Linked DNA regions of Mus musculus: region 1 is linked to region 2. Evidence: chromatin loops called from intact Hi-C (ENCODE). Cell type or tissue: gastrocnemius. All regions are shown on one strand.

Region 1 (5,000 bases), 210 kb before region 2:
AGGTTTAGGGAAGGGATGGCGTGTACAAAAAGAATTGGGGATCTATAATGTTTGTGAGAATGCAAACAATCCAGTGTGAAGGAAAAGAGGTGGAAAGGGAAGTTCAAAATTGATTTGTGGGGCTGGAGAGATGACTCAGCTGTTAAGCACACTTGCTGAACAATCACAAGGACTGCAGTTCAGATCCCAGCACATATATAGCAAGTCAGGAGCACTGCAAACAACAGTACTCCCAGCTCCAGGAGATCTGATGCCCCTTTCTGGCCTCCATGTGTGCATAGGCATGCACACTTGCTCCCATATGAGTACATGCACTCATACACAAATTAGTAAAATAAATCTTTAAAAAAATTGTCTTTAAACTTGATAAGTTTGACTACATGTACAACCTGGATTTCGTTCCTTAAAATGAAGTGACATTACAGAAAGTTATTAATCAAGGGAAAGATGGCACTACTTCCAAGGTGAAGCATGAGACAGGGAGTTACTGCTTTCATATAAGACTATTTAGTAAGCCCAGATATAGTTTTTGGGAGATAGGAATTACTGTATAGCAGGGATCCGCAAACAAAGACTAGTGAGGTTCCATCTAATAGCAGTTTGACCAGGCTTAACATTGCTTCTATGACAAGATACTCTCACTAGCAGCAATTGCTCAGTCAATGCTGGTAAAGGGAGTAAACAAATGTGCACTGCTTCTCCTCTTTAAGGACTTCCTATGGATGTAAGTAGGAGGCTTTGAAAGCCCACAAATTGTGCTGCTGATTAACCCCCTGACTTACGATGCATATGGAGCTCCCAGTTTAAATCAGAATGAAAGAGGACTACTTTTCTCTGCTCCAATCATGCTAGACAATAAGCAACTCATTATCTAAGAAAAATGATGGAAACAGTGTCCATGGTATGTCTAGGTTTTGAGTGAAGGCTAGACATAAGGAAATAGAAGCCAGTCAGATATATGTCACAATGCCACAGCTATATTATGTTTGGTGCCTTCAGCTCCAGTCTCTTACTGGCTATAGGTCCATTCACAGGTGCTAGCTCACTTTGGTGCTGCTGAGTCCTAAGGTGGGAGGGATACATTGGGTTTGATGTCCTTAGCATCATTATCCAAAGACTAAGACTCAATGTAAGTAGCATATTTGAAGGTAGCTTCAAAAGCAATGCTTGGAAAATGACAAAGTGGGAAGAGGAGGGAAGGATGGCACAACTACCGTGTTTTGAATAAGAGTGGAGAGGACTTCCATTAGAAGCTGGGAGGGACAGTAGTGATCATGATAATCAAAGTAATCTGGAATAAAGGACAAGAAGGAAGCTGGGTTATTTCTTATCCAAGTATAAGAAACCTGGATAATATTTAGAATCTCTTTGTGTCTGTTTCAAAGCACAAATATGATGGTCAGGTCTTCTAGAGTGGAGAGTTGTGGTGGTTGAATGAAAATGGCCCCTATGAGCTTATAGGGAGTGACACTATCAGGAGGTGTGGCATAGTTAGAGGAAGTATGTTGCTAGGGGTGGGCTTTGGGGTTTCAAATGCTCAAGCCAGGTCCAGTGTCACTCTTTTCCTGCTGCCTGCCAATCCAGATGTAGAACTCTCAGCTACCTCTCCAGCATCATGTCTGCCTGCATGTCACCATGCTTCCTGCTATGATGATAATGGACTAAATCCCTGAACTGTAAGCCAGCCCCAATTAAATATTTTCCTTATTAAGATTTGCCACTGTCACTGTGTCCCTTCACAGCAATAGAAACCCAAAGACAGAAGTGATGGACCAAAGAATATTACATGGAAAAGCTATGGGCAGTAAGGCTTTGTAGTATTTTCATGATTCTCACAGTTGTCCTCTAAAACCTTTTCAAATAAACATAGAGACCACACACAAAGAGCAATCACAAGTGGGGAGGGAGGGAGAAACCTGGGAGGGAAGGTGAACTGGGGTTGGGGGTTGGGGCAGAGGGAAACCTGATCTGATATTCAGTGAGGGAAAAGGACTGAAGCCCTGGGGGCCAGCAGAGAGAGTGGAAACTGGCACCCTCTCCGGAGGTAGAAGGTTGGATGCACCAGAAACCTGGGAGGTGAGAAACTCTCAGGACTCAAATCGAGGGACCTTAGATGAAATGCCCAATAGTAGGGAGAGAGAACTTATAGATCCCACCTCCCAGCAGGAAGACAGGGCATCAAATGAGGGAGAGGGGGGCCAACCTACAGTCACACCTCTGACCCTCTGTTCCTGTCTGAAAGAATTACAGGGATTGAAATGAAGAGGAACCTGAGGAAAAGAAGGTCCAGCGACAGGCCTAAAGTGGGATCCAGCTCAAGGGGAGGTCCCAAGGCCTGACACTATTACGAGGCTATGGAGCACTCACAAAAAGGGATCTATCATGACTACCCTCTAAAAGACCCAACAAGCAGCTGAAAGAGTCAGATGCAGATATTTGCACCCAACCAATGGACAGAAGCAGCTGGCCACTGTTGTTGAATTAGGGAAGGCTGAATTCAAGAAGCTGAGGAGAAGGGTAACCCTGTAGGAGGACCAGCAGTCTCAATCTGGACCCCCAAGATGTCTCAAAAACTGGACCACCAACCAGGCGGCATACACCAGCTGATATGAGGCCCCCAACACACATACAGCAGAGGACTTCCGGGTCTGTGTTCACTCAGAGATGATGCACCTAACTCTCAAGAGACTGAAGGCCCCAGGGAATTTAGAGGTCAGGTGGGGTGGGGGATGGGGACGTCCACGTGGAGACAGGGGAATGGGGAGGAAGTATGGGATGTGGAACAGTTGGAGGGTGGATGGAGGGATGAAGGAATGAAATATGGAGTGTAAAATAAATAAATAAATAAATAAATTTTTTAAAAAAGAAAAAGTAAGGATTTCTTCTTTATAACTTAAAAAAAAAAGTGTGGTCTTGCCAGGTGCTGTGTGTGTATATATATATATGCATATACATATATAGAAAATGGAAGGAAACAAGAAGCAAAGAAAAGAAGCAGAAAGTGAAGTGGTCCTGAAATAGGAAAAGCAGAAGAAGAAGAGAACTGGGAGAACACTCCAAACAATATGAGTGGTTATGGATCTCGTAGAAGCCTGGGAAGTGACTTCTGTATTAAACAATCACTCTACAGTTTTGATCATGAAACAACAATCTTCCCTGTAATAAACTCCAAAGGCAAGTATGAAAATTGCCAGAGGAACAATCTAAGGGGTAGATTAAAGTCAAAGAGATTATCATATTAGTATCAGGCTATTTGCCCAGGAGAAAGCTCTTTTCTGCAGTGTGGGAGCAGGATAAGATGAGTTGTGAATACCCAGCAGATTTTCCCCCAAATTTACAATGTACATGGAGCCAACACCCCAGAAGCATCCAGGGATGAAGAAGACCCACGAATGTCTGATGGGGGTGTGTGTGCACATTTTGTAGTATAGATGGTCCTTAAATTATGTCCCAGCTTTTCCCCAATAAACCTATTGTAAGTTAAAACTCTCCTATAAGTCTAAAGTGCACTGAATACCTAACCTACTGCCCCCGTAGCTTAGCAACACAGCACACTAGAGTATCAATTGTCTCCCCTTATGATTGCAGGTCTGTAAACTGTGGCTATTTACCAGTGCCCAGTATAACCGGAGAGTGTCACACTTCCCATTGCTTGCCAGAAAAAAAAGATCAAGTTCAAAATTCAAAATAAGATTTCTCCTGAAGAATCATTTATGAACCATTGAAAAGTTAAAAAATACATTTATGTCAAACCATCCTAAGTTACATACTATTTGAATTTAAAAATAGCAATTTTACTTAAAGCAAATTCGTTGTTCTTGCATTAGGTCCTAGAAGAAAGGTGATGCATAACAGCAAAGAGAGTGAACAAGTGAGGTTCAGGCAGTTTAGCAAAGTTTTGTCTCCTTGGACATGCGTCAGAATGTCCAAGGTTTCTTAAAGCTCATTTGACCCAGTCATGAAACTGTCTGAGTTAGCAGGTTTGGTGTGGCATGCAGAAATTGGCCAATGCCTATGGTCTGAGGATCAAACTTTGAGAACCACTTGGTCGACCAATGTTCACAGTTTAGACCAAAGATAATAAGCATATGCAAAACACAAAGTTTATGAAGCCTTGTCTAAAAACTGAGATAACAGATGTTAGCTACAAACTCTAGTTAAAAAGAGGAGGGTATTCTGAAAGGTTAATATGCCTTAGCTTAGCTGAATGAATATTTCTACCTCCTAGCAGCATGCTTGCATCTTAGAGGAGAGGACTTGCTGTGATGGCACCGTAATTCTCCACACTCCCTCAAGATGAAAGTGATGTATTTATATCTGCTCTATTAAAAGACACCAAGTAAAATGGGAACGCTATGTCAGCCACTGGCTTAGAATGCAGGTCATTCCCAGGCTCTGAATAGACTAGACACCTTCATATGAATCATGAACCCTCTGGAAATCCTTCGTTCCGCCCAGTAATTTTCTGTGCGTGGGGCAAGCATGATCCAGTGTCTCATATTTCCAGCCCATTGCAGAATCTTGCAGGCCAATTTTTTTTTACTGCATTAGCATTCAGGCAGTTTTGCTAGACATTAACTTCTCAGGAGTTACAAGTTGAACTAGAGTAGAATTACTTCTCAGCATATACAAAAACAAGATCTCCTTAGTCTGAAGCCATAAATTAGGCTGTTGGAAAGGAACATGGTAGTTCTTTGAGGTTACCAGGAGACACTTTAAGGACAGTTTTCACTGCAACAGGAGAAGGGCAGCTACTTAAGTCCCTGAGGGGGGGGGGGGCTTTTGCTCAGCTTCCACAGACCACCATTCTGTCTATATCATCTGTGTCTCCACATTTGTATTCATAGTCAGTTTAAAGCTCCTGGCTTTTGCTTTCACTTTCATTTTCATTGATGGTTTATTATAGATATTCCCATGTCAAAATGATAACGTCACAGACTGAATTAGACACAAGACACTGGAGAAGAATCTCTTGGAGCAGCTCTTTAATACAACTGAGG
Region 2 (5,000 bases):
GTCTAGCTTCTGTCCCATCTGCCTTTCCACCTTTTATCTCCATAGGTGGAACATCATATGCATCATACCTAAAGCTACCTTCCCTCCCCTCCCACTCCCTCCCTTCCTCTTCCCTTCACTGATCCAACATTTATATACAGGTTTCCTGCGGACACCTTCTTCCTGGTTGCTCATGGGGAAACCTGGACCTGTTTGCCATGATTTCTCTTTCATCTACAGTACTCAGACTCTCAATTGCCTTACTCAGACTCTTCAATTTTTCTCAAATCTGTAATTTCTTTTTTTTTCATACTGTTCTTGACCCAGCCCATACCGTTCCTTGCCAAGACTGGTAAATTAACCTCAGAACTGAATGAAGGCAATGCCTCCAGTCTTCCTGCGTCGTTCCTCTATACTGACACCAGAACCATTGTGGTAATTGGTAATTCTATATACACAGAAAATAAAACAAGCATGTGGTTGCAGTTGACTCTTACCCATCCTCTGGCCTCACGTGTGGGCAGGCGTTCTGAGGTCTGCCCCAGCCCATCTTTGTGTTCACAAGTCACTTCTTCCGTCATGTGTAAACTCCAGGTATACAGAAGGGGCAGGTGCTCCCAGCACATGTCTCTCACTCAGGGGTGTCCTCTTCTCAACACTCTTTCCCACCTTCTTAATTTGGCCACTTCCTCAAGATGTAGTTCAAAATAATTCCTCCCCTAGAAAGCTTCCGTGAGTGTTCTGGCAGGAGCTATGAGTCCCCTCACCCATAGTAACGTGAACACAATGATATCACCCTTCCCAATTCATTCCATCAAAAGCACGGCACTCTTTAGGGTGAAAGTCACAATTGCTGTATCCTACACGTCTAGCAGAGTGCTGGGATTTAGGGGACCTTTGTCAAACGTGTATGTGCTCAACTGAATCCATGAAGAAGGGACAGATATGCCCTTTGTAGCCAAACAATACAGTACATGGAAATCTATCCATACAAAAGTGATCCATCACAGTACCTTCTAAACAAAAGACATTGTTCAAAAAGGTCTCCTGCATCTTTATTGACTTCTTGGAAAAGCCTCTCCTGCAGTCCAGGCTGACTTTGAGCACACTGTCGTAGCCATAGAAGGCTCCTTAAACTCTTGATCCTGCTATCTCCATTTCACATGGGCTGGAATTACAAGTGTGTATCACAATAGCCAGACTATTTTTTTTTACTCTTAGACAGGAATATAATGTAGAAAATAAAACAAGCAATAGTGCCAAATCTCGTCACTGGAATACAAAAAATATTTGAACATTTGCCTTTCTAGAGTTTGTGAAATTTTTTTGAAATAAATTACATGCATGGGCTCTTGAACAAATATGTACATTATAAAATATGTGCAAAACTCAAAAGGTTGAAAGGGTGGACCCAGTATTAAATTGGTTCAATGTTTTCCTTCTGTACTCCAGTTCATCATCATATGCATCCCATGGGGTAATAACAAAATGGGAGTATTCTAAATCCTTCAACCAGCTGAATGGAAATTTAAATCCTCATATAGAGGCAGGCATTCTTTTGTTTTGAAATACTGACAGTACTGAAGCACAAGACAGTTGTGCATCAAAACCCATTTTTTCCTGCTGCACCTGACAAAAGTTGTGGCTGGAAGACCCTAAGTAGGAATTAAGAGTACTGGTGTTACAGGAAACTGGAATTAATTGTCACCTTCGCTCCTTTCTAATTGGGTTACTTCATGCCAATCATATAACATCTCTGCATCCATTTCCTCATCTATATACAACAGAAGCAATAAAGTAACATTAAGATCATGGGTTAATTTATCTGGGGTACCAGAAACAGAAGATGCAGAATATAAGTACATGATGTATGTTCAACAAATTTGTCCATACTATATTATACTTTGTTTATAGAAAGTAATAGGGAGCAAGGCCAAGATAGGTCAGTCAAATCTATGATTTTCAAAAGGTTTTCATTCCAGCTTGTAGACTGTTGCATTGCTCTTGGCTCTACAGAGGTGAGTTTCCAGCCTGGCCCTTTCATACCTACCTTCAGACTACTAATAGTTGATCCCAAGGAAATGTCATTCTACTATTTTCCCGGTTGGCCTGACAGATGGGTTGATGATCACTGGGCCTTCAAAATGAAAAGGAGCTAATTAGACAAGAGGGGGGGAAAGCATGGTCTGGAAGAAAGAAGCTCCGAGACAATATTGGTCATGCATGGTATCAAAGCTCACCGTGATCTTCCTCACTGATCTTCCTCACTGTTGAGAGAACCATGTGGTCCAGGACTGGAAGTAGGTATGTTCCAGCCAGTGGCACTTCGTTCACAGTGGGTAGGCACCAATCAGGGATGGTGCTGCCCTCCAGCCTCCAAATCCAGGCACAAATCCTTGGCCACAGTCTGCTGAATACCTCAGGGCTTGTTTCAGGCTCCCACCCCTCTCTAAAGACAGCACTCTCGAGACATTGGGGTGCTCTGCATTCTCAGAAGCTTGGAGCCTAGTAAGTAAAGGTCCAGGAGCTTCCATGGAAGTTTATTACACAGAACTCACTCCCTTACATCTTACACCAAACTTTCCTTGGAAGGTCTGATAGCTTAACACATAAAAAGGTCTTTGAACTAGACATATAAAATTAGGTTTACAAGGGTGACGTTCTCCCCCACCCCAAGTGAGGGAGACTTTTCACATGTAGTCTTAATACAACTCTAGCCTAGAGCACATGTGCTCTGTAAAGGGGATGAGACTGTATTTGAAATAGTTACAAAAATGTTTGTGAAGTGAGCCTTGCTCATCCTGTTTAAGAGCTGCCAACCTTTCCACCACGGAAAGAGGAGGCCTCTTTGCAGCAAAGGAATCCTCCAAAAGTCAGAAGAACTCTTCCACACGGAAGTCAGGGAGAAACCATTCTGTCAGTTTCATCTATGCTGGCAGACACTGCCCCACTCTGGTTGAACTCAGCAACAACCACCGGAAACTTTTCAGTTCAGTGGTCCTGACACACGGATACCTGCCCAATGACTTTGATCGCCTGAAGGGAACTAATTTGTGTCTTAGGACAACCGGTCCAGACAGAAAATCCCAGAGTTCAGCAAAGAAGACCTTCATCCATTATTAAAGTAAAGCCAGGCTGACTACGCTTTGGAGGCAGGCTTGCTGGCTTATGACCGCAGTGTCTTCTCCCCTCTGCTTGAAATAAAAGCACACACACAGTGGTATGTAGTGTGCCTGGCAGGGCCTCTAGGTTTCTGAGTCCAGGGAAATAGGGCTGGGAATCTTGGAGTCTGCTGATGAATGGAGGGGCATGAGAGTCTTGGAGGAGCTGGAGGAGCAAGGGTAAAATGTGGGAGTACTAGCCCAGACTGGAATTATTGCCCTTGCATAGGGTAGTAGACTAGGGGCTCCTCTTACCACAATTGGCAGTAGTTATTGTCTGATAACTCCTTTTCCACACTGGCTGCACCGGGGCCACTGGGGCAGCAGTGAAAACCTGCTATGTCAGACTTGGGCCATGCTTCTCCTGCAGGCATGGGCATGGTAGCTAAGCATCAGCACTGAAAAGCTTCAGGGACACTCCCAGACAGAACAAGAGTTGTTGCTTTCTGCTCCATGCCCATAGTAGCCAGGCAAGTCCAGACTAACCAGGTTCCCTGATGCCGAGGTGTGCACAGGCCAGAAGAGGGTGCAGCGTCTTTGAAATGTGTGGGCAGCCTCACTAGCCACATTTTGCACCAGCACTGTGTGTCCATAGAGCCCTGTTCCTTCCAACCACAGGTTCAGGGCTACCACCACTTCTGTCCCCTAAGCCAAAAATATCATAGCAGACCTGAGCTATGGTAGCACAGACTTTTTAATACCAATTGTCAAGGCAAGAGGCAGGGTGATCTTGGAGGAGTTTGGGACCAACAATGGGCCACACAGAAAAACCATGGTGTAAAACCACCCAAACATACCAACTACAACACTGGGGGCCAAGGGTTGATTGTGCTAGGCACTAAGAGTCAACACTTGCAATGTAGTCCTAGACCTGACACTGTGAAGGCCACAGGTTCTCTGTATTTTGCTGCTAGTACAGTTTGAGGAGTTTGGGATTTAGGATTTTAGTTTTGTTTTTGTTGTTGAGATTTTTGTTTTATTTTGCTTTAGATTTGTTGTTGTTGTTTTGATGGTGGGTTTTGAGGATTTTTCTGGGTGTTTGAGGGAATGGGATGGATCAATGGGCCTACGGAGACCTCTATTTGAGATAGAGAGGGAATAGGGGACAGGGTAACCAGAGGGAACAACTTGAACAAGCTCACCTCTAGGGCTTCAAGGGAAAGGCCTAAAAGAGACCAAAGTACAGCATGAAGCTGTGTCCTAGGATTTCTGAAACTGAATCACATTGCTTCATAGAGATTAAGGGCGTGGGGGGCCTGAAGGAGCAATGGAGTTGTGATAAGGCTGGGTTCACACCTCCCTGTCTTTTGTAGCTTCTGTTAGAGAACAATTTGCCTGTAAGCTGCAATTTTTCTTGGGTTTAAAAAAAAAAGTACTGAACACACTATAGAGAAAGTACTACATGTGGCCCTAGGAGACAGGATCAGAGGAGATTTGAGGATCAAACGTGACTGTTATCACCTTCTGTATACTTTCAGACAATATTGATGGCTCCTAGGCACATATCTCCTAAACCAGCTTCTCACCTGCTCTCTTCCTGGAAGTGAAGCATATTATACTTGGCTTCCCAACTGTGTATACAACATCCTCAGGAGCCTAGGGGGCAGTCTTCACCATCCTCACACCCCAAATGCAAGCTTCATGGCACTCTGGCCTCTTGCCAGGCTAAGAATATTCTGATCCCTAACCAGGTATTCTGGAGCCCCCAATCCAGATAGCAGAAGTACCAATTTCTAGTGCCCTTGTAGGTCCTTAACCTTGATATTTCTGTCCTGAGAAAGAAAATAAGAAAGGTAGACATTAAGAAGCTCTGCCCAGGCATGGAAGAGGGGGTAGAGACTGAATGGCCAACCAATAACT

Evidence for each region. Hi-C counts contacts between places; a loop is a spot of excess contacts. Peaks named below come from ENCODE experiments on the same cell type or tissue, not always from the same donor. Only the 100,000 strongest peaks of a DNase experiment are listed, where the experiment ranks them.
Region 1: a loop joins it to region 2, with 5 times the contacts of the local background. A loop is called at or near these places in 8 of 42 quality-filtered maps.

The regions. Positions count from the first base shown.
Region 1 is chrX:161,577,816-161,582,815 of GRCm38, forward strand. No RefSeq gene overlaps it. Among named protein-coding and RNA genes, the nearest start is that of Rai2, 140 kb to the right of the region's middle. In gastrocnemius, no CTCF peak of the experiment used is centred here; a DNase peak (open chromatin) is centred at 2,711; H3K4me3 peaks cover 1,261 bases; H3K27ac peaks cover 1,683 bases.
Region 2 is chrX:161,787,469-161,792,468 of GRCm38, forward strand. No RefSeq gene overlaps it. Among named protein-coding and RNA genes, the nearest start is that of Scml1, 42 kb to the right of the region's middle. In gastrocnemius, a CTCF peak has its summit at 2,937; DNase peaks (open chromatin) are centred at 2,927 and 3,493.